Regions from separate parts of the Homo sapiens genome. Here regions 1 and 3 are each linked to region 2. A link is an interaction called in ENCODE POLR2A ChIA-PET data of the cell type or tissue named here. Cell type or tissue: MCF 10A. All regions are shown on one strand. Links, peaks and the distances in the headings refer to the core of each region. The heading gives the core; the rest is flanking DNA.

Region 1 (10,291 bases), core at 1,173-9,172, 58 kb before region 2:
CTCAACCCGCTATTATGGCTTTGAAGATGGAGGAAGAGGGGGCCACAAGCCAAGGAATGTGGATAGCCTCTGGAAGCTGAGAACAACCTCTGGCAGCCAGCCAGCAAGAGAACAGGGACCTCAGTCCTGCAACCACAAGGACCTCAATTCTGCCAAAAGCCTAAATGTCCCTGGAAACAGATGCTCCCCTGGGGCCTCCAAAAAGAAATGCAGCCCTGCCGACACCTTAACATCAGCCTTTTAGGTAGTAAATTTGTGTTGTTTTAAGTTGCTAAGTTTGTGGGCATTTGTACAACAGCAATTTTTAAATGTACATACCATGACTCTTCCTTACCTCTGGTGCTGGGGCACTGAAGCCCAGGACAGAGTATCCCAGACCAGGAATTAGGAGACCTCTCACTCTAACTCTGCCACCAACCAGACCACTTTGCCTCATTCTCACTGAATTGCATTGTAAAACAAGACAGGAGAAATACATTAGCAGTGGTACACTGGCAGCTCCAGGCCCTATCAGGCCCACAGGCATGTCTTACTTGCCTTGCACACTGTTTTATAGAGATCTGATTAGTTGCCAACACTTAATAACTGAGTGGTTTCAAGTAAGAATCTGGATCTCTCTGACCCTCTTGACATACCAGAAGTTCTGGCAAGGCTAGGTAGGCCTGTGGCTGGAGTGAGCAGCAGCTACTGTCCCTCTAGGTGGGCATGCCTCTCAAGTTTGGCTTCATTCATGTGACCCACCAAGCCCCCGTTGAAGTTTGCATTTACCAGCCCTAAAGCAGGTGATTTCTTCTCCAACCCTAACCTCTTGGGAGTACAAGCCTGGTACAAACCCTCAACTGTCCAATTGTCCGTGCTTGAGGGACAAGGAACAAAAACTCTGATTATCCAAAAGGCATCTGCCTTGGATTTCAACATGCAGACCCAGGTCATGGGACAGCCCTCTGGCAGGATTAAACCCACCATATCAATGCACTTTGTAGTCTGGAGCTCAATGCAGTTTGGAGCCTGCAGGAAGAAGGCTGGAGGGAAGAGGGTGGCCATCAGCAACCCCAAGGGAGGGAAAAGCCAGCCTGGTGCAGTGGTATAAGTTCCTCTCCCCAGACCCAGAACTGGTTCCTCTCAACGGAGAGAGCAGCATTCATGGGTGATGCCCAAAAGGCCACATGCAGAGACCCCTTTGAGCATGCACTCTCAGGGTTCTCACTGTGCTTTTGAGCAAATTAGGAAAAGATGCCTCCAGCCCCCTGCCAGGGCACATGGCTCTGCAAGCAAAGCCTGGGCTGGATTTCAACCTCCCCTGCTCTTGCTAGGTGTCCTTGTGCAATGAATAACCTGCCTAACTCTACAGTGAGCTTCTTTGTGCTGATGGAAGGGAAGAGTAATCTGGACAGCCAGCGGTATGTTAACAATGGACACCCAGCACCTCTGTGTGCAGATATGCCCACTTCTGATGTAGCGTTGATCTGAGAGCAGAACTTCCACCCACCATCGCCCTGGTTTGTGCCTTCTTATGCAGTCCCAGGGTGTAGATATACACACCATTCAGCCCTGGAAGACGAGCTTCTCCTCCTTTAAACTTTGGTGGCTGTCCTCCCCCAAAGACTGTGAGCTCCTAGGGAGGGCATCATTAGGTTAAAGGAAACCAGAGCTATACACTCAACCAGGAGGACTCTGAAACTGCAGCATCAGAAAAGTCAATTCAACAGCCTCTCCCTGGACCATGCTTTAAGTTTCTCAACTCACTGCCTTTAATCTATGCATGTGCTGCAGGGTATAAAGTGCCTCGGGCAGAAGTCCTAAGGGTTCACAGCCTTCCTATGATGTCCCCACCACGGAGGAGCAGGCAAGGAGCCTCTGACCCCTCTGCATCCTGGCTCCTGCTCCATGCTAGGGACGGTAGCATCTCCTCTAAGCGGGAGGTCAGACAGGCCTAGGCAGAGTGGCCCGCTCTGCCACACTGTCCTACTGCGTGCCGGTGAGATCGGGAAGATGGACGGTGCACACACATCATGCTTGCTGCTTGCCTGTGAGCAGCAGCAGCAAACACCCCTCTTCTGTCTGGTGGTTTCAGATTCATTTTGCATTTGACTGACATGGCAACATTTGAAAACCAAGACCCTGATTCAGCCACGTTCTCACAGCCACGTGCTAGTCAGTAACAGGAGAATTAGAACCACCCTATCATCGGGTTCCAAGTCCCTTTCCCCTTCCTAAGCCACAGTCCCAGGAAACAGCTCACAGACCCACCTTGTCAATGAAGGCAGCAAACTTGTTGAGACACCTGATGTGCTCCTTCTCCTCATGCTTCACACACTGGGCATTGGGGTCGATCTCTAGGTTGAGGGGCATGAGGAGGCTCTCGTTGATGGTAACAGATGTGATGCGGGGTGGGCTGGGCCTGCAAAGGCCCCCTGCCCAGTAGCCAAACCTGCCCCTGCTGTGTAGGGGCCATCTACAACTCACCGCGATCCGGGGAGACCCCACCGTACACAGGCTCTGACTGCCAAAGCCTCCGAGGCGCCTGGAGCCTAGCCCCCCAGGGCTGACCCCATGATGGGCCATGGCACTGACACAGCTGTGATACCCAGGCTTGGGCACAGTGGCAGAGCGGGAGCTGAAGTTCTTGACCCCGCAGCCAGAGCTGATGTGGCAGGATTGGCTCGCCATGCCTCTGTTCTGCGGGACAGTCCCCTGGACTGAGGATTGAAGGATGACACGGTCTCACATGGGAGGCCTGTTACTGCTCCTGCCTTTTATTGGGCAGGGGACAGGCCTCCTGACAACATAAAGGCAGAGAACATTATTAATGCCATTTATGAGCATAGGAATCTCCCGCTAGGCAGAACGCAAGGGAAACTGCAACCTGCCTCTTTTAATAGGCATATCAAAGAGACCCTGCTTCCCAATAAACCTGCCCTTGCCATTCCAACCTCACAGGCCTAGACATATCTATCAAGCCCCTAATTCCCCTCCAACCTGTGAGAGGACCAGGAATCATCATCCCACCAGTCAAGTCGAGGCTTGAGCCAGCACATTCTTGAAACTCCAAGCTATGTCCCACGAGGTTTCCACCAAGCCCATCCTTTCAGGTTAGGCACTTGTGGTTCAGACCCTTCAAGCCTTTCCCTATGATTGCTATTAGCTACAATTCGTCTTATAGGGTGGCCATTGGACTTTGTGTTGCTCCTCTTGAAGGCAGAAGTCATGTCTGTTCACCTTTATATCCCCTCTGGCAACTAGTAAATACCAGGTCCCCAGGCAGCCTTGGTTGAAATGAATGGACTGGACTCAGGAGGGAGGGGCCAACGTCTGCAGAGCATCTTTATCTAGTCCACAAACACTGACTGACCCTCCACTATGTGCCAGGCCTGGTCACTGGCCTCAGGAGCCGGCCTGGAGCAGGTGCCTTCATTTGGCAGGTAAGGTCCCACCAGAACAGGCCCTCAACTACAGGCTGGGGGAAATAAAGCTAGGTGGACAGTTTGCCTTTGAAGAACCTGACCTCACTGAAGAAACAGAGGCAGGGAAGAGTCACAGCCAGAGAAGGAAAGATGACCAGGTAAGGGGCACAGATAGCATGTTCTTAGCCTTCCTAGGAAGGTCACTTATAGCTGGCCAGAGGGTCACAGAAGAGGCAAGACCGAAGTCAGGTCCCAGAGGATGGCAACTCTTCAGGGAGAACAGAGGCGGGGGTGCAGAGTCTCCAGGCAGAGCACAAACCTAATTCCCAGAGAAATAAACCAGTGCATGAGATCCTTCACAAAGCAGGGCCCTCGGCCAGGGACAGCCCACCCCTGCCTCCCACCCCATCCTATAGGGCACTTTCTGTGTCACACCAAGAACAGGATGGAAATGGGACTGCCTTTTTATACAGCACAGCAGCAGTCTTGAGGCAATTATGCCAAACCGCCTCAGCCCCAGGCCCTTGAGTAGAGCTCTCTGTGCATGAAAACAAGAATAAAAAACAATCTTCTGGAGCTCTCTCTCAGAGAAGCAGGCTTGAACAAGGGGCACTAGAAAAGAGCCAAACACCACAGGAAAGAGTAGGAGTCTTCCTGGTCTTTTTCTTTCACATGCGTGCACACGCATACACATATACATGCACACACATGCATGCATGCACACATTCCTCACAAGAGAAAGACACAGAGGACAGAGTCACAAGCTAGGAGCAGAGCGTAAGGATGGACGCAGAGGGAGCAGGTTCCAGCCCAGCCCCAGGAAGCATCAGTCTGAGATGAGGGCCTTGTTTCTGCACCTGCAGCACAGAGCTCCAAGGGGAACCAAGACAACAGAGGAGGCCTGGGGAGGCACCCTCACCACTTGCTGGCCACAGAAGGACAACTCCCACACTAACCCTAACCCATGGGGAAGAGTTGAGTGTGTCTGAAGGTGAGAGGGTTCCTCCATGGTGGACACACTAAACAAGGGAAGCAAAATAGAAACCAGAGTTCAAAGCTGATGCTCTGGAGGGGCCTGTCTCGTGCTGGTCTCTATTTGTTTCTTTCAGTCAACCAGCATTTACTGAGCACCCACTATATGCCAGGCACCTTTAGATAAACTGGGAATATACCAGTAAATAAAATAGACAAAAACACATATTTTTGTGGGTTCACATTACAGTGGGAGAGACAAATTGTAAACTTAGATAAATAAATTATATGTTGGATGGCGATAAGTGTTACAGAAAGAAGAAAGAAACCGGCTAAGGGAAATCAGGAGAGCTGGAAGAAAGAGTGGGTACAATTTTGGCTGTGGTTATTGTAAGCTCCACTGAGAAGGGGACATTTGGACAAAGGTTTTAAGGGGGTAAGGGCAAGCCACATGTGCCGAGGAAAGAGCTTGTGCAAAGACCCACAGTGGGAACAAACAGGCCTGGTGTTCCCACCAAGAGCAAGGAGGCTGGTGTGGTTTTTGCAGTGAGAGTGAGGGAGTGAGTATGGGCATGGTCAGAGAGATACAGCGATGAGGAGTCTCCACACAGGTCATGGAAGGCCAGTGAGCTGTTGTAAGGACATCTGTTCCCACACAGAGTGCGGTGTAGAGCCTTGGAAGGTTTTGTGCACAGGACTGACATGACCCGACTTGTTTAAATGATCACTCTGACAGCTGCCTGGGAAACAGACTGTAGGCGACATGACAGTGAAAGGAGGGAGAAGGGTCAATCCTAGGAGATGGCAGAGGCTCCTGCCAGGGAGAAGGGTATGAGAATCCCTGGAGGGCGTGAGAGGTGGCCAGCTATGGATAGAATTTGAGGAAAGAGCCAACTAGATTTCTTGACTCACTGGATTTGAGATGTGAGCCAGGGGGAAGAGTCAAGAACGCCTCCACACTTTCTGGTAGGTTAAACTTGTCTCTGCAACAAAGATAAGCAGTAGCACACTGAGACAAATGCCAAGGCGAGTGCCCCAAATGCTCAATGCTCATCGTGGCTTTGCTGACTCGTGCAGCCTGGCACAAGTCACCTACCCTCTCTGGTCCCCAGTGTTCTCAACTGTACAAGCAAGAGTTGGACCGGCTGACTTCAACATTTCCTAAGGAAGCCATGCAGTCTCCTTTTTGTTGGAAATCCTTGAGAGTCACCTTGGCATTTGTCCTCTTTCCAGGCTTAAGAACCAAGAGATCACTATCTATCCAACCTCAGAGCCCCCGTCTTGTTCCCTAAGTACCAAGATTTCTTTTTTGTTTTGTTTGTTTGTTTTGTGCGTGTGCTTACATTTTCAACCCAGTCTGATTGAGGAATAATTGTCATACAAAAAGCTATACACATTTAATCTATACAACTTAATGAGTTTGGAGATGTGTACACACTAGTGAAACAGTCACCATAATCTACGCGATAAATCTATCCATCACCTCCAAAAGTTTCCTTCTACCCTGTTTATTTATTTATTATGTGATAAGAACACTTAACATAAGATCTACCTGCTGAGCAAATTTTTAAGTATACAATACAATATTTTTAACTATGGCACTATGCTGTATAGTAGATCTCTCAGACCTATTCATCTTATATAACCAGCACTTTTTATAGTTATACTGTTCTATTTTGAGCTGATAACTTCAATCACATGCAAAAACTCTATACTTGTACTCCCTCTCCCCAACACTTTATGTCAGGATTCACTTCTTTTTATATTGTGTATCCATTAACCAATTTTATGGTCATAGGTTATTCCTCATACTTTTGTCTCTTAACTTTTATGCTAGAGCTAAAAGTGATTTACATATTACCAATGCAATATTATATTATTCTGAATTTGTCTATATATTTATGTTTACCAGTAAAATTTATATTTTTCTGTACTTTCAGGTTGCTGTTTAGCATCCTCTTGTTTCAATTTGAAGAACTCCCTTTAGTACTTATAAGGCAGGGCTAGTGATAAACTCCCTCAGCTTTTGTTTGTCTGAGAAAGTATTTATCTTTCCTTTATTTTTAAAAGACAATTTTGCCAAATATAGTACTTTTTGGTTGGTGGCAAAGTAAAAACTTTTGCTTGGAGCAAAGTAAAAACTTTGCACACTTTGAGTATATCATCCCACTTTTTCTAGCTTGCAAAGTTTCTGCTGAGAAATCTGCTAATAGTCTTGGGCAGTGAGGAGGAAATTTTCCTTGAAAGTGATGAGTCATTTTTCTCTTGCTACTTTCAAAATTATCTTTTTGTCTTTGACTTTTGACAATTTAATTATAACGTGTCTCAGTGTAGACCTCTCCAGGTTCAACTATTTAGGGTCCTTTGGGCTTTATGAATCTGGATGTCCATTTCCTTCCCCACATTTGGAAAATTTTCAGCCATTATTTATTTCAATAAATCTTTTGTACATTTTCTCTTTTCTTTCTAAAACTCCTATGATGCATATATTGGTTTGTTTATGGTGTCCTGTAAAAATACCAGAGTTTTTGTCACTCTTTTTTTTTTCTTTTTCTTTCGTTCCTCTGACTGGCTAGCTTCAAATGACCTGTCTTTGATCTTGTTGATTCTTTCTTCTGCTTGATTGCATAGGTTGGTGAAGCTCTCTACTGAATTTTTCAGTTCAGTAACTGTCCTTCAACTCCAGAAATTCTGTTTGGTTCTTTTTTGTGGTTTCTATCTCTTCCTTGAACTTCTCATTTTATTCATGTGTTGCTTTCCTAATTTGCTTAGTTGTCTATCTGTGTTCTCTTATCATTAACCAAACTTCTTTAAAACTATTATTTTGGGCCAGGCACGGTGGCCCACACCTGTAATCCCAGCACTTTGGGAGGCTGAGGCAGGTGGATCACCTGAGGTCAGGAGTTCAAGACCAGCCTGACCAACATGATGAAACCCTGTCTCTACTAAAAATACAAAAATAAGCTGGGTGTGGTGGTGGGCACCTGTAATCCCAGCTACTCGGGAGACTGAGGCAGGAGAATCACTTGAACCTGGGAGGTGGAGGTTGCAGTGAGCTGAGATTGTACCATTGCACTCCAGCCTGGGTGACAGAGCAAGACTCCGTCTCAACAACAACAACAACAACAACAACAACAACAACAAAAAAAAAAAAAAAAAAAAAAAAAAAAAAAAAAACCATTATTTTGAATTCTTTGTCAAGCAGATCATAGATCTTCATTTCATTAAGATCAGTTACTGGGGCTTCATTTTCTTCCTTTGATGACATCATGTTTCTCTGATTTTTCATTATCTTTGTAGCCTTACATTGATGTCTGTGCATTTGAAGAAGCCGTCACCTCTTCCAGTCTTTTTAGGCTGGCTTTGGCAGGGAAAGCCCTTCAGCAGTCACCCCAGTCAGCAATCTGGGTGGGCCTGGTGCCAGAGTCTACAGGAGGGTGTGCTCAGTGCCAGGGTCCTCAGACAAGTGGGCCTGGTGCTAGGGTCCAGAATCCATAAACAGACCTGGTGACGGGGTCCTCAGGTGGGGCTAGTGCTGGGGTCCACAGACTGGCAGGTTTGGTGTCAAGGCCCATAGGTAGGCCCAGTGCCAGGGTTTGTGGGCAGATAGGCTTGGTGCCAGGGTCTGCAGCTGAGCGGGCCTGGTGCCAGGATCTGGGATCATCAGTGGGGCCTGGTGCCAGGATCTACAGATGGACCTAATGCCAGGGGCCAGAGTCTATGGTTATATGGGCTTAATGCCAGGGTTTGTAGAAAAGTCAGAAGTTCACTTCACTCTCCCTTTCACAGCAGAACTCTCAGGCTGAGAGGATCTCTCTCTCTCTCCCTCTCTCTCCCTCTCTTTGCTCTCTGCATTGTGCTATGTAAGCTTGGGGGAGGGGTGACATCGGTAAAAAGAAGCTGTCCTTCTTACCCTTTTTCAATACACGTTACATCTTTTCTTATTTCTTTGCCCTACACAGGTGCTATAAACTCTCACCTGGATTCTAGAGCTCTCATAAAGATATTTTTGCCCATAGAAGGTTGTTAAATTGGTATTTCTCCGGGGACATCAAGGGCTGGAACTATCCCACTATCTTGCTGACATCACTCTCCCAATATTTCTTGTAGTTGTTCTCCATCATTTCTACACGTTTTTTGGTCCCCCGAATGTGATATTATCTGAGCCCTAGGCCTCTAAGCCATCAAGATGAAGCCTCAGTGTCATGCCTTTGACCTCTAGCTCACCAAATGACATTCTCCTGCTTTTCAAGAGTGACCATTTTCACTCTGATGAGGAAGAAAGAAGCAAATTAGGCCCCGAGTGCTTTCCTTTGCTTCTTCTATTTGCTAATGTCACACTCTCTTCCTCAACCAATAGATCTGTTCCTCACCTTGTGCCCCATTCCTCACCTGTGCATCCCTGAGCTGCTTCTGGTTTCAAGAATTACTTGCAGAAAATAAAAGCCAACTTACTTTGTTGTCTTTGAAATTGATATTATGTAGCCTGCCTTCAGGCTGTTATAAAGGTAGCCTTTTAAAATCTGGGTTCAGGCCAGGCACAGTGGCTCACACCTGTAATCCTAGCACTTTGGGAGGCCGAGGTGGGTGGATCACTTGAGGTCGGGAGTTTGAGACCAGCCTGACCAACATGGAGAAACCCCATCTCTACTAAAAATACAAAAAAATTAGCCGGGTGTGGTGGCGCATGCCTATAATCCCAGCTACGGGAGGCTGAGGCAGGAGAATTGCTTGAACCCGGGAGGCAGAGGTTGTGGTGAGCCGAGATTGCACCATTGCACTCCAGCCTGGGCAACAAAAATGAAACTCCATCTTAAAAAAAAAAAAATCTGGGTTCAAATATCTCTTTCTTTAGCAACATTGATTTCTTTACATGCCTAGCTCCTTCCTTTTTCATTAAAATTATTTATGAAAATACTTGCAGAATTTTATTTTATATTTCTTCCTCTTCCTAGGGTCTCTTACTATGTGTCATACCAATAATTTCTTGAAATTTAATTATAAAACATACTTTTCTAGAGTTACGGTCCAAAAATGTTCTTCCATTGCTGTGATGGAAAAGCAAAGAACAAGGTTTCTTTCTCTTAGGTTTATTTATTGTCATATCAGCAATTAGAGCTTTTTGGACCAGGAAAGCACTTAGTCTCATGGATTCCTCTGCCCTCTGGGAGATAAAACTGTTGGGGAGGGATCTCAATAATTGCAGGCGCTCTGTTCCTAACATCTGTGTTCAGGTATCTGCACGTATTCTGATACAGGAAATTGTTCATTCAACAATATTAAAGCCTTACAGTCTGTAGTTTTTAAAGCATCATCTCCATTCTCTGGTGAGGTAGTTTTCTGTGCAGTTTTGCTTCTTAGAAAAAGAAGCAAAAGTATTTATCATCACTTAAATACTTCCTTCCTTGATTTCATAAGATTTTCAAATGCCTTCTTCATAGTCTGTCCTTAAGTCATGAGTTCCACCCCAACAACCGATGAATTTACAATTATCTCTTTTTGTTAACATTCCATGTTTACCTGCTAATTCCCTATATTCATCATGCTTTTTCAGAATTCAAGGAAGACCCATGTCTCAGCAATTTAGATGATGGGGGAATATGATGAGGCTACCTGAGGACATTAGGGAGAAAAGACATCTATCTCAGCAGTAGCATCACGGTGTGCAAAGACTAATGGGAGAAGGCTTATCATTGTTCAGTATCAACGGCATCTCCAGTAGCCCACGTGGGGTGTCATCTTCTCAGGAGCAGCTCCCCCCACTTTCTCTGAGAGGGCTGTGCTTGTATATTCTCAAAGATAGAAAACTGGGTTGGGCTAGTAGATCTGCATCTCATATGCAACACCCCTGTTAGGCAGAGTCTCCCATCAAGACTGGCTTTCTCCCTGATATCCATGCTGGTCATGGTTACCTC
Region 2 (10,291 bases), core at 1,507-9,506:
GCCCTGCCTTGCTTGGCCCATCCAGTCCAGGCGCCTGGAGCAAGTGCTCAGCTACTTCTCCTGCACTTTGAAAGACCCCTCCCACTCCTGGCCTCACATTTCTCTGTGTGATCCCCCACTTCTGGGCTCTGCCACCCCACAGTGGGAAAGGCCACCCTAGAAAGAAGTCCGCTGGCACCCATAGGAAGGGGCCTCAGGAGCAGGAAGGGCCAGGACCAGAACCTTGCCCACGGCAACTGCCTTCCTGCCTCTCCCCTTCCTCCTCTGCTCTTGATCTGTGTTTCAATAAATTAATGTAGCCAACCTGGGTCTTGTGTGTGTCTCTATTACCCTCCTCAGGGGTCGGGGTTAGGGAGGGTCCCCAAAGTCACATGGAGCAGCAAAAGGCCAAGCCAAGGGTCTCCAGTACAGTTTTCTATCCCCCGCCTCATAGAAGGTTCAGATTTAGCCAAGAGTTGTGCTAGGCCCCTATTTGATGTAACTTTATCCACACAACCCTAATGATACACCTTGCAGATGAAGAAGCCAGAACTCAGAGGCACTCAATAATTGGGGCAGGGTCACCCACTTAGTTGGGTGGTTCATCTGGGGTTTAAGCCCTGTGTGTGTCGCTAGTGCTCATTTCACTAAACTGCAGCTGTCTCTCAGAAAACATCTCATGCATATCTGCAAACTGATGGATCATGAAAATCAGATTCACCAATCACTCAAAGCTTGAGGCAACATCACCCATTGCTTTGGTAGGGAAGACTCATGCCTGAGTAATTTATTGGAATTCTTTAAGAGGTGAATACATGAATATGATTTAAAGTTTCAAAAAGCCTTTGATGTTGGCTTTCTTTTTTTTTTTTTTAAATGGCATCACTCTGGGGTTTTGGAGACCTGCCACAGCTGATACATTTTCCTCAAAGACAGAAAACAGCACATAGCAAGATGATGTGGCATAGAGGGGGGACACGGACTCCAGCCAGACTGCCTGGGCCCCAAGCTGGGCCCTGGTCCTTCCTAGGTGAGTGGGTTGGGCAATGTATTTACCCTCTCTGTGCCTGTTTCCACACCTCCAAAATGAGGATGATAGAAAGGGCAACCACCTCATAAGTTGATGAGTTAAAGGATTTCATATACGTAAAAGGTTTAGATGGTGCATGCCACAAAATTATCACTCTATTTTTTATCATTAGTGTTATTCTTTTGCAGAATGTAAAGTAGAAGTCCCTCTAGGGATCAGGGCCTCTTATGGCCAACCTCTTATTACATTGATATCTGTGATCAGAGATTGCAAGTACAGAGAGAAACCTCCGTGGTTACCAGGGCCATTCAGCTCCTTCATGCATGGAAGTATTAACTTGACACTGACGAGGTAGGGGAAGGGGAAGATGACAGCTCAGCCCCACTATGGGCCAAGGTGACTCCCTGAACATACATCTTTAAGCCGGAGTGAATCTCTAAACTTCCAGTCCAAGGCCCAGAAAATACAGCAGAAATGGGAGTCCCCCACCCCTACCCTTCTGGGCACTAGAAATTATTAAGAATATTAAGAGACCAGAAGTGAGTGGACTGAAAAGAACAAATTCTCCTGTAAAAGCTAGAATCAAACCAAGGTCTCTCAGCCACCCCTGATGGAATTCTGAGAGGGACACAATCCTAGAAAGTTCCAGAATTTGTGATCAATCATTCCAACCAGCCCTGTATGCTGTGACATCACACAGCTCAGAAGCTGGCCCTAGGCCAGGTGCAGTGGCTCACACCTATAATCTCAACACTTTAGGAGGCCAAGGTGAAAAGATCGCTTGAGCCCCAGAGTTAGAGATCAGCCCAGACAATACAGTGAGACTCTATCTCTATAAAATATAAAAATATTAGCTGGGCGACGTGGTGTGCACCTATAGTCCCAGCTACTTAGGGGGCCGAAGCAGGACAGCTTGAGCCCAGGAAGTTGAAGCCGCACAGTGAGCCATGTTTGTGCCACTGCCTCCAGCGTGGGCGACACAGCAAGACCCTGTTTCAAAAAAATAAAAAAACAAGAAGCAGCAGCAGCAGCAGCAGCCCCTGTCAGGAGTCCAGACCTGAGACTCAAGCACCAGCTCCATCCCTCCCTAGTTCAGAAGCCAACTACAACTCCAGTCCTGATGGACTTCTCACCTATTCCAACTTCAGCCTAGCTGGGCCTTAGTGACCTGCCGTATTTCACTCCCTCACTCTCCCTCTAGCTCTGACCCTCTCTTCCTTCCTACTCCGGCCCCACAATCCTCACCTCCCTCTAGGTTCCCATTCCTGCACAGGCTCAGACAGAGGAGCAAGGCGGGAAGGAATCAAACACATAATGCCCCGGGTGCAGAATGGTGAAGAAAATGGAACATCTCACTGTGTGACCTTTAGCAAGTCACCTCCCATCTCTGGGCCTTAGTGTATCTGCTAATGAAATACAATGTTTGGGGCTGGGCGTGGTGGCTCACGCCTGTAATCCCAGCACTTTGGGAGGCCGAGGTGGGCAGATCACCTGAGGTCAGGAGTTTGAGACCAGCGTGACCAATAGGAAGAAACCCCATCTCTACTGAAAATACAAAAAATTAGCCAGGCGTGGTGGTATGTGCCTGTAATTCCAGCTACTTGGGAGGCTGAGACAGGAGAATTGCTTGAGCCTGAGAGGTGGAGGTTGCAGTGAGCCAAGATGGCGCCATTGCATTCCAGCCTGGGCAACAAGAGCGAGACTCTGTCTCAAAAAAAAAAAAAAAAAAAAAAAAATGCTTGGATTAGGTGGCTACTAACATCCCTTACCAATTTAAAGCTCTATTATTCTTTTTTTTTTTTTTTTTTTTTTTTGTGAGACAGTTTCACCCTGTTGCCCAGGCTGGAGTGCGGTGGTGCAGGCTCAGCTCACTGCAACCTCCACCTCACTAGTTCAAGCAATTCTCCTGCCTCAGCCTCCCAAGTAGCTGGAACTACAGGTGCCTGCACCACACCGGGCTAATTTTTGTATTTTTAGTACTGACGGGGTTTCACCTTATTGTCCAGGCTGGTCTCAAACTCCTGACCTTGTGATCCACCCACCTCAGCCTCCCAAAGTGCTGGGATTACAGGCATGAGCCACCGCACCCAGTCAACTCTGTTATTCTTTGGGAGAGGTGGGACAGGATTAGGGGCTAGAGGGAAATGGGGAGTCCAGGTTTCATGCAACTGTGCAGTGTATGCGCATGTTGTTTGTATATTCATTCTGCATTGCTCAATGCCTAGAGGTAACTGCGAGTGGAGCAATATGATTGCATCCAGGTACATGCACATTCCAGGCACCTGTGTGGAAACGTGTGTGTGAGAGAGATGGTGAGGGTTTCTAAATGTGTGATTATACATGGTGGACATGTGTGCATCTATGTGCTGAAAAAGGGAGATTTGTGGGTACATGTGGATGTGAGTGCAGTGTGGGTACATGGGTAGACCCATGTGTGCTGGTGAGGTAGGGGTCACCGATGGGGAGTGGGGCTAAAGTGGGCGTAGTGATGGGCAGATGCTGCTGGGGGTCATACTAGGGAGGTGCCCTCTGGCCAAGGAGCCCTTGCTCTAACCCCTAGGCTTGCCTACTTATTCCTCCTGCCCTATGGTCACTCTCACTCCAGGTGGGGCAGATGGAGTTCAGCCACCCTTGGACTTTGGAGAGCTTTCTTTAAAGGGGCTCAAAACTTGGCCGGGCGCGGTGGCTCACGCCTGTAATCCCAGCACTTTGGGAGGCTGAGGCGGGCGGATCACGAGGTCAGAAGATCGAGACCATCCTGGCTAACACAGAGAAACATCGTCTCTACTAAAAATACAAAAACAAAATTAGCCCATCACGGTGGCAGGCGCCTGTAGTCCCAGCTATCTGGGAGGCTGAGGCGGAAGAATGGTGTGAACCCGGGAGGCGGAGCTTGCAGTGAGCCAAGATTGCGCCACTGCAGTCCAGCCTGGGCGACAGAGCAAGGCTTTGTCTCAAAAAAAAAAAAAATTGTTTCAGGGGGCTCAAAAACCTTCTAAAGAATTCCAGTAAGTGAAATAATAGTTACACTTACATAACTTCCTATGCTTTAAGCACTTTACATGCAGCAATACCTTTTCTCAAACAACCCTCTGATAGTTACTCTATTTTGCAGCTAACCTTTGGCTCAGAGGGACTAAGTAGGGAAGAAAACAAGGAAAAAGAAAGCCAAGCACAGTGGCTCACATCTGTAATCCCAGCACTTTGGGAGGCTGAGGCAGGAGGATTGCTTGAGGCCAAGAGTTTGAGACCAGCCTGGGCAGTATGGTGAGACCCCATCTCTACAAAACTTTTTTTTTAATTAGCAGAGCGTGGAGGCATGTGCCTGTAGTCCCAGCTACTGAGGAGGTTGAGGCAGGAGGATCGCTTCAGCCCAGGAGGTTGAGGCTGCAGTGAGCTATAATCCTGCCACTGCACTCTAGCCTGGGTGATAGAGCAAGACTTCATCACTACAAAAATAAATTTAAAATTAAATAAGAAGGAAAAAAAGAATCTTCACAATTTAGATCTAGAGGAGGGCAGGACTGAGGCCCAGAAACAGGTGAAGAGTTTGGACAAGGTAAGAATAAGACTGGGAACAGGATCAAGGCCCTTCCTTCCTTACTCCAGGCTGGTCTGGTTGATCTCTTACAGCTGAAATCACAGCAGGAAGGACTGCATTTAGACTCCACAAGAGACTTCCAAGGGGTTATGCAGAATGCCACATGCCAATGGTCAAAAACAGGGCCCAATACATCTCAGGACAGGACACACCAACCAGGACCATGCAGCCTCAACCCCATCACATCTACTCTGTGGCAGACCCTGAGGATGGATGAGACCTTCACTGCCCTCCTGGGGCTCAGATAGAGACATGACCACAGCCAAGTTAGCATCTGACATGTTTAAATACAACGGAGTGTGAGGCAGGCATGCAGAGCCAACAGAGGACTCACACCTTATAGTGCCCTTCTGCTGAGAAGCAATGACTGAACTGAGGACAGCCCTCCTCCCTTCAGAAGCCACCCGACTCACAAAGCTTATAAATGGGCTGGGGAATGACTCTCCATAAATGCACTGGGCAGTTTCCTCCCACCCCAGTCTGGAATGTGGCCCATGGCCAGGGGAGCCTCTCAGGGAATTAGTCTCCAAACCACAAACATTGCTTGTGATCCACAGGGCCCTGGCCCAGGAAGAAACTCAAACCTGACCCCAAAGCCCTGGGGATCTTCTGGATTGACATCAGGCAAGTCCAGGTTCGGTATTTGAAAAGGGAAAATGTGAGCAACAGTCCTGAGTGACGCAGGTTGCAGAATGTACATCCTAGATCCTGCCTACAATTCCCACAAAGTTCCCTTGTTGACATGATCATCATAGCAGGAGCTGGAGAAAATTGGGCTTGAATAGCAGAGAATCTCATGATCCCCTAGCAAAATGCAAGGAGCACAGAGCTGGACTAAAGAATCTTGAAAGAATCTTCAGGCAGCTTGTTTGCATTTGCGAGTGTTGGCAGGTCAGTATTTATCAACCAGGGCTGATGTGTGAGCCCAGTGGGGTCATGCCCCCTACCCCTCAGGAGGGTGGCATCCGGCTAGCCAAGTTTCAGTCCCATTCCTCTTGCATGAGACTTTTCTGTTTACACAAGAAGAGGGCCTTTTGGATACCTGTCCTCTGGGCAGGCACCCAGAAGAACACAGCAGACACTCTGGCACTAGAGTGCCTTAAAAAGTAAAGCCCAAGCCTCTGGCCAATGACGCACTTCAGCCCCACCCAGGGACATAGAAAGCAGAAACTATTGTTGCATTGATGATGTAATTTCATGCAATAGAAAGGAATGTGGGCTCACTGTACAGAAGCTTCTCTTGGGTCTGTGTGGCAGGGAAAGAACCCAGAAATCCAGCCTTTATCTAGCCACCCCACTCTATCTTCCGACCACCAAAATCCAATGCCTTGTAAAAACTCGGACCAACTTACACCCTGGATCTGAAGTAGAGACAGAGCTGGAGCCTCCGTCTGATTTCACAGCCCACAATTTCCTCCACCATAGTGTGTTGTTCCTCTGCCCGCCACCAGATCATATTAACACAACTCGGTGGCCCAATTGTGTGTTAAACCAGAACCCAAGCTTGGGCCACCCAATTGTGTTCATCTCTCTCCAGCCCCCATCTGCAAGGGCCACCTGTCTTCAAATGCCCCATCAGGGTGATAGAAGGCACTGGCCCAATCCCCATCTCACCCTTTTCTGTTTCTGCTCGGTTTCCTCGTCTATGGCCCACCTCCCTACCCAGAACCTCATCTCCAGGAATCCTAGAGTGTCTTCCTCACCATCCTGTCCCCTGAACCAAGCACTATGAGGCCATTCAGTAAGTATGTGTAGAGTGAATGGATGGATGGAGAATGGAATTCTCAGCTCTGCTGCCCAGAAGCTATGGGCCCCAGGCTAGACTCTTCTGCATGAATGAACCCTTTCTCTCGCTTTCCCCATGGACTCCGGGCTCCCCATCCTAAAGACTCTGGTTCTATAATATCGAATCATCATATACTTAAGTCACATAGACCCTCACAGCAGGAGGGGAGGAGGTTGCTTCCTGGTACTGTTCTCGCCCTGACCCCTCCACCGCAGCCAGGTTTGTCTGTGCTCTGGGAATGGCCTGGAGAATCCGGGTTTAAACTCCTGGCAGCTCAGACCACTCCACAACTTTTTATTGCAGAGAAGTCCCTGGAAAGAAGGGGTGGGAACAGTTCAGAGGGGCAGGGTTCTTGGTCCAGGTAAGCTGGCCACCTCTACCCAATGGCACCAGCGTCCAGGCCATCTGCACTGGGGATGGTCAGTCATAGTCCTGTAAGCTGTGCTCCAACGCCTCACGTCCCGGTGTGGGAGGCAAAAAGGAAAGATGATGTGGGGTCAGCTCTATGGGAGGGGGCATCTGACACAAGAGGGCTAAGTCTTTAGGGCAGAAGCTGAGGGTTCCTTGTCTTCTCCGGAGGGAGGCGGGAAGGGTTCAACATCTGCGGGAGCTGTGTAGCTAAAGCCCACGGACACAGCCGGGAGAGCCGCAGAGCGCGTAGCCGCCGCCAGGGGCGCTCGTCTCCAGGGCGCCGGAGCCTGCTCGGGGCTGGAGCAGGCAGGCGGAGCCCGGCTGAACGGAGGACGACTGTCCGAGGGAGGAAAGCCCTTCCTCCCCCCACCCCAAGCCCCAGAAGACAGACTTGCAGACATCTCCTCCAGATACACAGACCCTCCTCCCCACCAGGAGACAGATGTACAAACTCCCCGAAAGGAACAGGTAAACAGACCTCTCCCCAGAGAACAGACCACAGGACCCCCTTCCCCACACACGCAAACGCAGTCACCCCCGAGAGAAGAAATAGCCCCCGACAAAAGGAGAGGCACAGAGGGAGCTGTCACAGACACAGGAACAGAAACACAGCCCTTCTGCCTTCTCAAGAGGAGGCACGCCAAGGTGTGGACGGGGAAGGAGGGAATAAGGAGAATAAGATAATAAGATAAGATCCGACCATGCCAGCCTACTGTTTACTTACTGATGCTCCTTGCCCCAAATCCCAGACCAAGCCAGCGGAAAGAAGGAAGCAGGTGAGTCCATCTGTCTACTAGGTTTGGTATTCTGCATTCCCCAGGACACACACTCCTGACCCTCCCAGACAGCAGTCCTTCCACCCTGCAAGCTCCCTGGCGCTCTCTGATCACTCCTGCCTTAAATTCATATAACTCACTTTTGTTGATGACTTTTTGGAGGAAAGAGAAGACCAAAAAAAAAAAAAAAAAAACTACACTTTCTTTGGCCTGACTTGATCTTGGAAGGTGAGACCGTGAGGGAACATTTTAAACCTCTACAGGAGACCCCAGAGCAGGTAGCTCCATAATCTGAAGACTAGTGTGTGTCCCTAAAGCTGTCACTTAACCTCTCTGAAACTTACCCCTCATCTGTAAAATGGGGATAATAGGACCTCCCTGCCAGGGTTTTGTGAGGTGTTAAAGGAGGTGATCAATGCAATATGCCTGTGGCATGGGTGATCAGTTCCCCCTCCCTCCCCTAGCCTGGTGACAGCCCTTGTCTCCTACTGTTGTCTACTGAGTTGAAAGCCAAGCCCCACCTGGTCATGTAACCCCACCTTCCCCAGGCCTGGGGAGAGGGGCAGAGTTGAGAAGAAGGCACTTCACACAGAGACCTTATTCCCACTGGCTAGGCCTTGGTCCCTGCAGCTGTCTCCATGGACAAACCGGCCCCTGGTCTCTGATACTGGGGTGGATGACTATGGGTCACCCCGTCCCAGGTGCCAAAAGTACACATCAGCTAGAACTTTTTGTTCAAAGGGCTGTAAGATGGTGAGAGAAACCTAGCTCTAGAGGAACGAGTTCCTGGATACCTAGGTCATCTCTCTCCACCCTTCCCTGGCTGATGAGCGTGGTGCTGCCCTGTGCCCCTGCACTCCTCACTGCAGCCACATCTGAAGCACTTCCCAGCTGACCCATCATCCACTCTCTTCACCCTCCAGCAGCTTGTGGCAGGCAGCAATCTCAAAGTCCAGGCCCCACTTGACGATCACAGCTCTCAGTACTCACACAGCTGCTACATCACATCCTGCTTAGCTCGCTGCAGGGCAGCCTCCAGCCAAGCCAGCTTGCCCTTGGTGCTGCCAGAGCCACCCTCCTCCTGCAGAGCTGGCGGGTCCTTGACTTCCTCTAGTTCACAGGGCGTAGGGAGCGAAGGGTAGACCAAGGACAGAAGGACATTATTGGCCCTCACTCCTTCCCCCTTAAGGATCCAGACCTTGCTCTGAGGCTGCAGAGCCAATGAGGGATTGGAGATTGTCCATGGTTGCAAGGAGTGAGCACACCTGTTCCAAAACTTGTGTTTGTTTGTCTGTATGGCAAGATGAAAAGAACCTGCCCACCTGTCTACCTTCAGGGTGAAGATTTGAAACCGGCTATCTAGGATGGCTGAGAGAGAGCCTTTTACGTCTAGTATGGAGAAACTCCTAATATGAGCCAGGATCCCAGAAGCATCCAATGCTCTTTGGCATGTAATGCTGTGGTTATTGTTTCCTAAGGAAAACTAGCAAGAAGAATATCCATTCCTCACGGGAACCTAGAGTTTATACTCTTCAGGAGGAAAAATAATAAGACCTTGGTGAAGTGTATTTGCTGCTTGGGGAACCAGAACAGCTGTGGCTGGTGGGACCCTGACCATGATGGCCCACCCACTCACTCTGCCCCCTCAGAACCTCAGCAGCTTATCCCTTCTCAGAGTCACCCATTCCTGTACAAGGGAGATCTCTCTCCATGAATACCCTTCCAAGCCTGAGACACTTGCATCTGCAGAAAGCAAGAAAAGACCGGGAACAGAAGCCCTTCCCTCCATGGAGTGAGACTTGAGCCAGCGGGGGTGTGAGAGGGCTGGGAGGTGGGTGGGTTAAGAGAGGAGGCTAAGAGAGAATGGGAGAAAGAAAACATCCTGGAGGACTAGCTCCTTTCTAAGGCTCACAAATGCAAGTGCTTGCAGAGGCCTAGCTGGAAGCATCAAAAGGTGAAGGCTAAATATACATCAGGAGTACCCAGTTCCACAAATACATCTGCCCTCTCCCATTTCCTGAAATCACCAGCACCTCTTTTATATTTTCAGACTTGCATTTCTCTGGCGACATTGACTCAGCACCTTTTCTCTTCTACAAGGATAATAACTTGCAGCCAGGACAGTGATAAATGGCAAGGGACCCTCTGCCTCACATCCAAAGGATGGGATTGGGAGTGGTGGGGACTGCGGCACACCAGGCAGCCTATACCGCATGTGAAGAAGAGAGAGATGATAGAGGCCTCTCTCCTCTAGCCAAATGTTGCCATTTGAGAATCATAATTTAACATTGCCAGATCTTCACATTTTGAAATAGAACCCAGAAAACTGGGTTTCTAGGTAATATCTTGCAATTTCTGAAGATGGGCTCAAATGTAATACTGAGCGAGAAAAACAAAACACAGACATAAAAATGAACATACACAAGTAAAAAGATAATAATGTACAAACAAGCATATATCTTCATACAGATTTACCTACATGTTCATTACTTACATAAAATACACAATGTCCTAGGCAGAGGTAAGCATGATATATGCATGCAGCTGCACTGCTGTATGCTTAGACATTCACTAAGAGAAAGTGTAGCCATCTAATCCAAAGGGTAGGTGGGGAGGGGCAGTTGTCATAAATAATGGTCACCATCCCACCATGGCCACTCTGTTGCCCCCCACTCCCACCTCTCACCTGACTCTCAGCACTGCCCACC
Region 3 (10,291 bases), core at 1,372-9,371, 56 kb after region 2:
GAATGCTATTGGTTGAAAAGAAAATCCTTTATATACTGATTGAGTTTTTAACCTTTATATATTGATTGCACAGATCACTGTGATTCTAAAAATCCTGTGGGCTCCTGTGATCCAGCTGCACCACTCCTGCCTCTCTCCCCTGAGGCTGATCCCTACTGGCCCCACAGCCACCTACTGACCTGACTCCCTTCATGCTCACTGTGGACTCTGGCACCTGGGTCCTGCTTCCTCTCCACCCCGGGCTCCCTCATTCTCAGTGCAAATGACCCACCCAGCATCTTACCCTTTGAGTTCCTTGAGCTCCTCAATTCTTTCACTGCATCCTTTTTCTCTTGCCTACACCTGAGGTCACATTCTAGATCCTAAACTGCAGGACCATTGATAATAACTCTCACTGTCATTGGTGGATTCCTCAGCTACACCAGCACCCCCAGTCCTGAACTTGGCTGTTCCGTTTTCTCCCCACCCACCACCCTCCTTTCACCTTTCTTTCCAGCTCAGGCTCCCTGACCATTACTCTCACCCTCTGACCCCTGACTCTTCAGTCCCCACGTGGATAAATCTCCAGCCCTATTCAGCCTAAACCTCAGACTCCTCTCCTCGAGCTCTAGCCTGCAAAGCATTACTGGAGAAAGCCACATCCTTGGGGTCGGGTGTGACCACCAATGCAATCCCCATCTGAGCGGTATCCCCTTTGCCACTGGGCACTTCTCTCTGCCTTTGGTCAGCAGTGTCTCCTGGGCCTCCTCGTTGCTGGCCATTGACATCCTAGCATTTCCCATGTACCTGCTGAACTTTATGGGCTTGTAGAACTGGATGTGCAAAAATGGTTCCCCTACTTCTTGGTGAGGTTCACTGTGATGTACAAAGAACAGATGGCAAGCAAGAAGCAGGAGCTCTTTGGCAACCTGCAGGAGTTTGTGGGCCCCTCCAAGAAGCTCTCCCTGCTGGAGGTGGGCTGTGGCATGGGGGCCAACTTCAAGTACTAGCCACCTGGGTGCAGGGTGACCTGTATTGACCCCAACCCCAACTTTGAGAAGTTTTTGATCAAAAGCATTGCAGAGAACCAACACCTGCAGTTTGAGCGCTTTGTGGTAGCTGCCAGGGAGAACACGCACCAGGTGGCCGATGGCTCTGTGGACATGCTGGTCTGCACCTTGGTGCTGTGCTCTGTGAAGAACCTGGAGCAGAGTCTCCATGAGGTGTGCAGAGTGCTGAGACCGGTGAGTGAGTGGGGGAGGTGTGCTAACCTGGATGGAGTATCAGGCTGCATCCGGACACCTGTGGGCTCAGGCACAGCTCACACTGAGGGCGACCTTAGACAAGTCACTTTACTCATTTGTTTGTTCATTATTTATTCAACAGACATTTCAAGAGATTTTAAGAGTGCTGACTATGTGTAGCAACACAGTTTTCCTGGAGTGGGAAAATTAGTCTCAGAGGGATTAAATGAGTTACGCAAAGACACATGGCTCACAAAAATGGCAGAGACACAACTAAACTGAGGCACCTTAATTTCTAGGCCAGAGACCTTCTCACCATGCTGCTCCATTGGTGGCTTTCAACCTGGTGTCTTCTAAATCCCATCACAGAGTCCGGTTTTCTAAAGATGAGGATTAAAAATTCCCTATAGTGCATGCCAGAACATCTCCCTTCCCTAACAAATAAGAACTTGTAAGTACACAGATAGCCATCTTTATTGGCATCATATGTTATTCAGTTCTTATTCTGGGCCCTCACAAAGTCACCTACGTGCCATTCTCTAGCCCTTTTCCCTAGTGACAGTCATTAGTCATTGTTTCTGGATAGCGGGGGAAGCATACAGGGAAAGAATGTAAGAGATGGAAGAAAGGAGTTTCTCCAAACACATTGCTTATGGCACCACAGGGTATCTTTGAACACTATTTACTTTTCAGTGTTTCTTACTTCATTGATTATAATTATAAGGGCAATTAATCAATGCAGCCTCGTCATTAAAAAGAATTCAAAAATTAAAGAACAGTGGCCAGGTGTGATGGCTCATGCCTGTAATCCCAGCACTTTGGGAGGCCAAGGCAGGCAATTGCTTGAGCTCAGGAGTTCAAGACCAGCCTGGGCAACATGGAAAACCCCATCTCTTCAAAATATAAAGAAGAAGAAGAAGAAGAAGAAGAAGGAGAAGAAGAAGGAGGAGGGGGAGGGGGAGGGGAGGGGGAGGGGAGGGGGAAGGGAGGGGGAGGGGAGGGGGGGAGGAGGAGAAGAAGAAGAAGAAGACGGAGAGGAAGAAGAAGAAGAAGAAGAAGAAGAGCTGGGCGTGGTGGTACATGCCTGTACTCCCAGTTACAGTTACATGGGAGGCTGAGGAGAGAGGATCTCTTAAGCCAAGAAGAAGAAGAAGAAGAAGAGGAAGAGGAAGAAGAAGAAGAGGAAGAAGAGGAGGAGGAGGAGGAGGAGGAGGAGGGGAGGGGGAGGGGGGAGGAGGAGGAGGAGGAAGAAGAAGAAGAAGAAGAGGAAAAAGAAGAAGAGCTGGGCGTGGTGGTACGCGCCTGTAGTCCCAGTTACAGTTACATGGTAGGCTGAGGAGAGAGGATCTCTTAAGCCCAGGAGGCAGAAGTTGCAGTGAACCAAGATTGTGTCACTGCATTCCCACATGGGTGACAGAGTGAGACCCTGTCTCAAAAATAATGATAATAATAATAACAAAACCATTAAAGAACATAGAGGGGGGAAAATTGTAGCTACTCATGTTTCCCCTGCCTGGTATTTGGAAGTTTTTCTATCTACCGCAAGTTTACTAACAGTTACTTTCATCTTTCAAGTTATATTTGAACCCCTATTTCACTATCATCATACCAAAAGCATACAGTAATGTAATCCCCTCAATTTAGATCACACCTATAGCACCTTTTATTTCCCCATCCTCACCCCCACAAGCCCCTCCATCCCAAATCCTGGATTTGGTGGAAATAACCTGTCATTTTAGTTTCAAACTATTTCTAACGGTTTTTCTTCCCTGTCTTCTCTTTCATTCATCATTCATTTATTTAATACATATTCCACTAGATGTATTGGTCTCCACTGTTTCTCATGCTATTTGTCTTTCCCTATTGTGAGTTTTAAATTGTTTTGCTCATTTGTTTTTCAAATTTAAGTTTCAATTGCCTAGACTACCTTCTTGGATAGTTTCCTTAGAAATGGTTCATGGGGATACCTTTGTATATCTGAAAATGTCTGTCTTCTCCCCTCACACTTAAATAATATTTTGGCCAAGCTTCTTAGATCTGAGAACTTTCCCCAGAAATTGTGAGTATTGTTCCATGGTCCTTGGGCTTCCCAAATTGCAAAAGATGCCTTCAGTGGCCTTCTGATTCTCTTTCCTCTTCGGGTAACTGGTTTTGTTGTTGGTTGTTTTTACATCTGGAATTTTTTAGGATTTTTTTCTTTTGAAGTTCCTTTGAAGTTCAGAAATCTCACCAACATGTGATTAGGTATGTGTCTTGTTTTTGTTACTATTTCTAGGCACTCAAAGAATGCTTTTGAGCTCAATACTCAAGTCTTCTTTAGGTCAGAGAAGTTTTCTTGTCTTGTTTCTTTCTTTATTGGCTCTACTCCGTTTGTTCCTTTCTCTTCTTCTGGAACAAATATTATTCAGATACAAGATCTCCTAGCTTTAGCATCACTGCTCTTCTCACTCATTATTTCCATTTCTTTATGCTTTTGTTTCGTGTTGCAACATAGTTCCTCCATTCGACCTTCTAGATGACCTCTCCCATGGCTCAGCAGTATTTATTCTACTTTTTACTTCCTCCGTTGAATTTTAAGATTTATTTTTAATTGCCAAAACCTCATTCTTATTTCCAGGTCATTTCTTAGTAATGTGCTGCTGGATGCCCATGGAGGTTATATTTGGTGCTGTAGATTGTTTTAAAGTTCTATTTTCTTGGCCGGGCACAGTGGCTCATGCCTGTAATCCCAGCACTTTGGGAGGCCGAGGCGGGCGGATCACCTGAGATCAGGAGCTCGAGACCAGCCTGGCCAACATGGTGAAACCCCATCTCTACTAAAAATACAAAAAAATTAGCTGGGCATGGTGGTGGGCATCTGTAATCCCAGCTACTCAGGTGGCTGACGCAGGAGAACCACTTGAACCCAGGAGGCAGAGGTTGCAGTGAGCCAAGATCGCACCATTGCACTCCAGCCTGGGCGAAAACGGTGAAACTCCATCTCAGAAAACAAAAAGAAAAACAAAAACAAGTTCTATTTTCTTTGTTCCGTTGTCCTCAGTAGGAGGCATCTGTTTGATTGTTGGTTCCATCCTTCAAGCTGGCAGCACACTGAAGAGGGAGGACAGCCCCTAAGTTCTCTCGCTGCTCCAGGTATTAACAGGTAAGGGCACTTTTCTCCCAGCTCAGGTAAACAGAGTGAGCCCCTCCTCTGCAGAGGGCAGCCAGTGTCAGCAGATTTTATGGCCAGGGCTGGATCCTTCTCTTGTCCTGAGAGAATGGATCCACCCAGCTCAGGCAACTCAGAGGATCTTGGCTCTTCTAGACAAACAAGCTTCCCCCAAGGCCTTTGGGTCCAGGGTTCTAGGAACTCAAAGCTTCTGATGAAGCTGCTTTGGGCTCTAGCAAAAGACCAAACTTCCCCATCCACCACCATTAGCTGATTAGCTTTTTATACTATTGGCTAATTTTCCCAGCAGCACGAGGAAAAAAAAAAAAAAAGTCACCCTTCTCCACTTCAACCACCACTTTCCAATATGCTCCAGAGATAGATAGATAAATATTGATATGGATATATAAATTTTTATCAAAGCTATACATGCTGGCTGGGCATGGTGGCTCCCACCTGTAATCCTAACACTTTAGGAGGCCAAGACAGAAAGATCACTTAAGTCCAGGAGTTCAAGACCAGCCTGAGCAACATAGTGAGACCCTGTTTCTACAAAAAAAAAAATTTTTTTTGAAGAGCAAAGTGGCATGCACCTGTAGTCCTAGCTACTCAGAAGACTGAAGTGGGAGGATCACTTGAACCCGGGAGATAAAGGCTCCAGTGAGCTATGATTATGCCTTTGCACTTCAGCCTGGATAACAAAGTGAGACCTTGTTTCAAAAAAACACATTTATACATGTGTGATTTAAAGAAGTAAACCATAAGACTCATTATGAAAAGTAACAGCTCTTACCTACACACGATGTCTACTCCCCAATGGCAACCACATTCAAGTTTTAGCCTTCTATTTTAAATCTTATATCCATATCTCTAAATAACATATTTATACTGCTACTTCTCGACTTTTCAGGTTTGAGCATTAACTATTGACTTCTCACTCTGAAAAGTAAGAATTTACCTCTCTTTAACAACCATCCCAGGGCCACTGTATTTCCCATCTCCCTTCATCCTGATAGAATTATTTCATTAATTGATATTCAGAGCAAAGGAGTATAGTATACTTCATTTACTTTTGGAACCATTCAATCAATATGCTTCCCTACTTTCACTTTTCCCAGAGTTAATGAATCATTCCAGAATCTCCCTCATTGATAGATTGATAGAACATGTCAACGATTCTATCAATTTCATCATCTGGAGCCATTTTCCTCAGAGTCTCTCCCCATTCCCACCTGGACTGGGTGGTCTCTAGACCTGATGCACTGCTCTCACCTTGGTACCTCCCATCACCATCATCAGGCTAAGATTTGTCTCTTGCTGGGGACTTTCTCTCTCCTACATTCTATCTCTTCCTTAGTTTACTTTCTAGTTTTGATAGAGCATATCCTCTGGTAGCTTTCTGAGGTTTGTGAGGAAAATGTGTTGAGAAAGTATGTGTCTGAATCTTTTTATTCTCATGACTAATTCATAATTTTGGCAGCTGTGGAATTCCGAGTTGTAAAATGTTTGCCCTCAGTATTTTAAGGGTGCCCATTGCCTTCTAGCCACCAGTATTGCTACTGAAAAGTCTGAAACCATTCTGATTCTAGATTTCTCATGTGAAATCTTCTCCCCCCAATCATAAGTTTGTTGAATCTTCCCTGTGCCAGTGAAATGACTCGATCTTTTGGGGATTTCGTGGGCTATTGCATCAACAAGCTCATATCTTTCAGTTCAGGAAATTTTCTCAAGCTATTTCTTTGAGTTTTCTTCCTTTACATTCTTTCTGTTTTCTCTTTCTGGGACTCTCCTTATTCAGTGCTGGAACTAACTCCTGAACTGGGTCTCTGATTTTCTAATCTTTGCTCTCCTGTTTCCTAGCACTTTGTCCTTTTTCTCTACTCTCTAGATTTCTTTCATATTCTCTTCAAAGCCTTTAACTAAATTTTTCATTTCTGCTATCATTGTTTTAACTTCCTAGGGCTCATCTTGTTTTTTGACTACACCTTTTTTATTGCATTCTGCTCTTGTTTCCAGGATGAAATATCTTCTTTTTCTGATGATATTAATAAAAGGGAGAATATTGGTATTAATTAATATTAATTTTTTTATTTTATTTATTTTTACTTTAAATAAAATTTTAATACATATTAATTTTTAAAATAATATTTTTATTTTAATATTTCCATCTTTCCATTTAGTCTCTGCTCCTAATTTTTCATTTTTTTATTTTTTGGATTGTTGTTGTTGTTTGTGGTCTGAGCTCCAAGTTTTGTATAAGGGGCTCTTCTCCAATGACTAGTGACCCATGGATGACTCACATTTCAGGGGGTGTCACTAAAGGCTGGTCGGTCACTCCATAAGCATGAATGAGGCATGTCCACCTCGGCGAACTAAACTGTTCACATGGAGAAATCACAGTGCCAATGTTTCGGGGTTTTTCCTTTTCAGCTGGTCATGCGCAGAGAAGAATCTTCCAAATGGCTGCCTAGAATGTGCAAGCTTGGCTTCCAGCATTCTGGAAACAAAATGAAAGAAGAGGACAGAGGGGTCTCAGCATTCAGTTGTAAACCTTCACTTACTCTCTTATCTTTTCAGTAAGGTGCCTATTCCCTCAATAGGATGTACCGTACCTTGTTACAAAGACCCTCTATCTAGCCATCTCTGGAGAATAAACCTCTGCTGAGGAGAGGAGGGACAGAATTTGGCTATTCTGAGTGGGGTAGGGGATCCCAAGTTCAAATGGCTTATTAAACAGACTTCAACCAATCCTCAAAGATTTTTTTTAAATCAACTTTATTGATTTAAAGTTGATTTAAAATCAACTTTACAATTTCCTCATGTCTCTGTGTACACTGTTAACTAAAACAAAATAACACATGTGGTTACCATAAGGGCCTCAGCAACTTGGGGGCTCAAGGCCTGTCCATTATCAGTCAGGTTCAATAAGGAGACAATACCCACACCAGTTCTTTGAACAGAGTAAAGAATTATTAACTAAGGCTGGCACGGTGGCTCACATCTGTAATCCCAGCACTTTGGGAGGCAGAGGCAGGTGGATTTCTTGAGCCCAGGAGTTGAGACCAGCCCAGGCAACACTGCAAAACTCCGTCTTCACAAAAAATTAAAAAACTAGTCAGGTGTGGTGGTGTACATCTATAATTCCAGCTACTCAGGAGACAGAGGCAGGGGGATGGCTTGAGTCCGGGAGGGAGAGGTTGCAGTGAACCAAGATCACGCCACTGCACTCCAGCCTTGGTGACAGAATGAAACCCTGTCTCAAAAAATAAATACATAAATAGAATTATTAACTAGGTTTAGAGTTGTTGACTGGGTAAGTGAAAGAGTAACTAACTCTAAAATATCACAGAACTAGCAGAAGTAGCTACCATAGCTAGGGGTGAGGTGACAGAGGGAAGAAGTTAGAGGTTATGAAAACTTGGAAACTTAGAGGAGGAGCCCCTGAAACTCAAACTGTTAAGGAGGAAGCACTGCTCGGCAGGTGCTAAAAGCAGGGCCCTGTGGGCCTGGGGCCCAGAGCTCTGAGAAAGGGGTAGTACAGTACCAGTACCAGGCTGGCTGGTGCTGGCATCTCTGAGTGGGAGGGCACAATGAGGCTGATTCTCCAAGTGTAGGGAAAACTGCCAACCGGATGGCAGGGTGAAGACGCACTGCCCACAAGAACAGCAAGCAGATGGGATGCCCACAGAAAGCAACGCCTCGAAGTCTCCCTCTGGCGCCCCCTATCTGCACATCCCAGCCAGAAGCCAGCTGACAAGGCACATGTGAGCCGTATGAGTCGGCTCCAGCACCCCAAAGCTGAAAGTCTAAGTGTGGGTTTGGAGCTAGAGACAGTAACTTAGTAACTGTCACACTCATCAGCTGGCAATGCCACCTACTCTGCATCACATTTTCCCTGAGCCAGTGAGACTTACCCATGTTTTTGGCATTTGCACCCATATCACCAAGGCTTCTTCAGCACAGCCCCTGAAACCATCAGCTGAGTGAGTCATGGGTTAGAGTAATTGAAACGCCCTGGTTTTGGCTTTCTGAGTGAGTCGTATAATGCAAACACCTGTGTATCTTCCATTCCTACCATCATTCCTGGTATATAGCAGGTACCCTTTAAATGTTTCTTGAATAAAGCCAAGCCTGTATTCAACTATGTGCTGATTAAACCAAGATACTGTTGCCTAAAAAAGCACCAACTATTTTTTTAGATAATAATATGCTATTACGGTTTAAGTCTGGCATTCAAATTAGGGCAACCCTTTAGAAAAACAATTTGGTTAAAAGCCATATCCATGAAGATATCAATCACGGCATTATTTATAGAGTGAGAGAAAGTAGCTCATGTGTTCTACAACAGAGGCGTGGTTAAGTTGTGAAACCATCTCTCATTAGCATAATATGTCTGCATGTAAAATCAGAGTTATGGGAATAGTGTTGTACTATCAAAAAAAAAAATACTTACGCCTTGGGAAGGCTGGATATCACAATGGGTAGAGCAGAGATTTCAGAGTCAAAGATATCCAGGTTCCAATCCTAGCTCTATCACTTATCCAAAGTGCAACTGAGACTCCCTGAGCCCTGGTTTCTTTATCTCTAGTGTCAGGAAAATGCCTGCTTCCCAGGATTATGTTAAGGATTAAATGAGAAAGAGAAAACAATCTATACAGATCTTGGTATGTGCCAGGTATTTCATAAGCAGTGAATGTTTTTATTGTCTTAAGTAAACATGGAGAATGGAAAGAGGTAGCAACACTATACTTACAATTATGCTTAAAAGAAAAACAGGTGCACTGGAGGAAAAAACTAAAATGAAATATGTTTAAATACTAAACAATGGTTGTACTGAGGGCTGGAATTATGATTGACTCCCTTTCTCTGTTCTCCAAATTATGTCATAATTCAATATATATATTGGGTCTCTGCCCCCAGCACTTGACACAGAACTCCTAAACCCTTGTAATAGCCTGAGTGATAGGGGTGCTAGGAGCAACTTTTTTTCTAATATTTAGTCTTCAATCCCTGTTCCTGACACAGAGCTCCTAATTTCCTGGACAATAGGAGTGGGGTTTTGGTTCTAATGAGCTGACTGCCAGTGGGCTCCTGGAGAGCATCAGGATAGGGGCTGGTCATAAGAAAGGTCAATGTCTGATTAGAAGCTTGGAACTTTCAGCCCCATTCCCCACGCTCTGGGGAGGAGAGTGGGGCTAAAGATTGAGTAATAATTGATAATGCTTATGTGTTGAAGTGTCCATAAAAATCCCTAAACTATGAGGTAGGAGAGCTTCCAGGTTGGAGAATGCATCCATGTGCCAGGAGGGCGGTGCCTCGCAACTCCACAGGGACAGAAGCTCCTGCACTCAGGACCCTTCCAGACCTTGTCCTATTTCCTCTTCATCTGACTATTCATGTCTGTCTTCTATAATCTCCTCTATGATAAACCAGTAAACCTAAAGAAAGTGTCTCTGAGTTCTGTGAGCCATTAAATTATTGAACCTAAGGAGCGGGTTGTGGGAACCCTGGATTGGTGGCCAAACTACACAGAGGTGTGAGTACCCAGTACTTGCGATTGGCATCTGAAATGGGAGCAGTCTTGTGGGACTGAGACTTTAACCTGCAGGCTCTCCCCTACCCTGGGTAGTTAGTGTTCAAACTAAATTAAATTGTAGGACACCCAGTTGGTGTCTGCAGAGAACTGGAGAATTGTTTTGTGTAGAAAACTCACACATTTGCTGTCAGAAGTGTTGTGCATAAATAAATGGTTCTCCTTTGCAGAAGTTATTCATGAAATTTGGTACTTTAATAATGGCAAAACAGGCCAGGCACGGTGGCTCACGCCTGTAATCCCAGCTCTTTGGGAGGCTGAGGCAGGCAGATTACTTGAGCTCAGGAGTTTGAGACCGGCCTGGAGGAACATAGCAAAACCCCGTCT

What was found. Peaks named below come from ENCODE experiments on the same cell type or tissue, not always from the same donor. Only the 100,000 strongest peaks of a DNase experiment are listed, where the experiment ranks them.
Region 1: POLR2A ChIA-PET joins it to region 2 with 22 read pairs; 10 of 35 experiments call an interaction of 5 or more read pairs at or near these places.
Region 3: POLR2A ChIA-PET joins it to region 2 with 15 read pairs; 10 of 35 experiments call an interaction of 5 or more read pairs at or near these places.

The regions. Positions count from the first base shown.
Region 1 is chr12:52,333,576-52,343,866 of GRCh38, reverse strand. No RefSeq gene overlaps it. Among named protein-coding and RNA genes, the nearest start is that of KRT83, 17 kb to the right of the region's middle. In MCF 10A, for the core only: no CTCF peak of the experiment used is centred there; a DNase peak (open chromatin) is centred at 5,126.
Region 2 is chr12:52,275,925-52,286,215 of GRCh38, reverse strand. It overlaps KRT86 (keratin 86), which reads right to left. Exons shown (of 11, transcript NM_001320198.2): 2 at 10,270-10,291. KRT86-AS2 (KRT86 antisense RNA 2) reads left to right here and starts at 7,060. Exons shown (of 2, transcript NR_199073.1): 1 at 7,060-7,275. KRT81 (keratin 81) reads left to right here. Exons shown (of 9, transcript NM_002281.4): 9 at 1-303. RefSeq lists an enhancer at 4,940-6,139. In MCF 10A, for the core only: a CTCF peak has its summit at 7,074; DNase peaks (open chromatin) are centred at 1,715, 5,145, 5,705, 7,055 and 1 weaker place.
Region 3 is chr12:52,220,023-52,230,313 of GRCh38, reverse strand. It overlaps LINC00592 (long intergenic non-protein coding RNA 592), which reads right to left. Exons shown (of 5, transcript NR_027358.2): 4 at 8,286-8,337; 5 at 6,434-6,868. It also overlaps the pseudogene TMT1AP1. Among named protein-coding and RNA genes, the nearest start is that of KRT7, 8.1 kb to the left of the region's middle. RefSeq lists an enhancer at 8,284-8,363. In MCF 10A, for the core only: a CTCF peak has its summit at 8,066; a DNase peak (open chromatin) is centred at 8,079.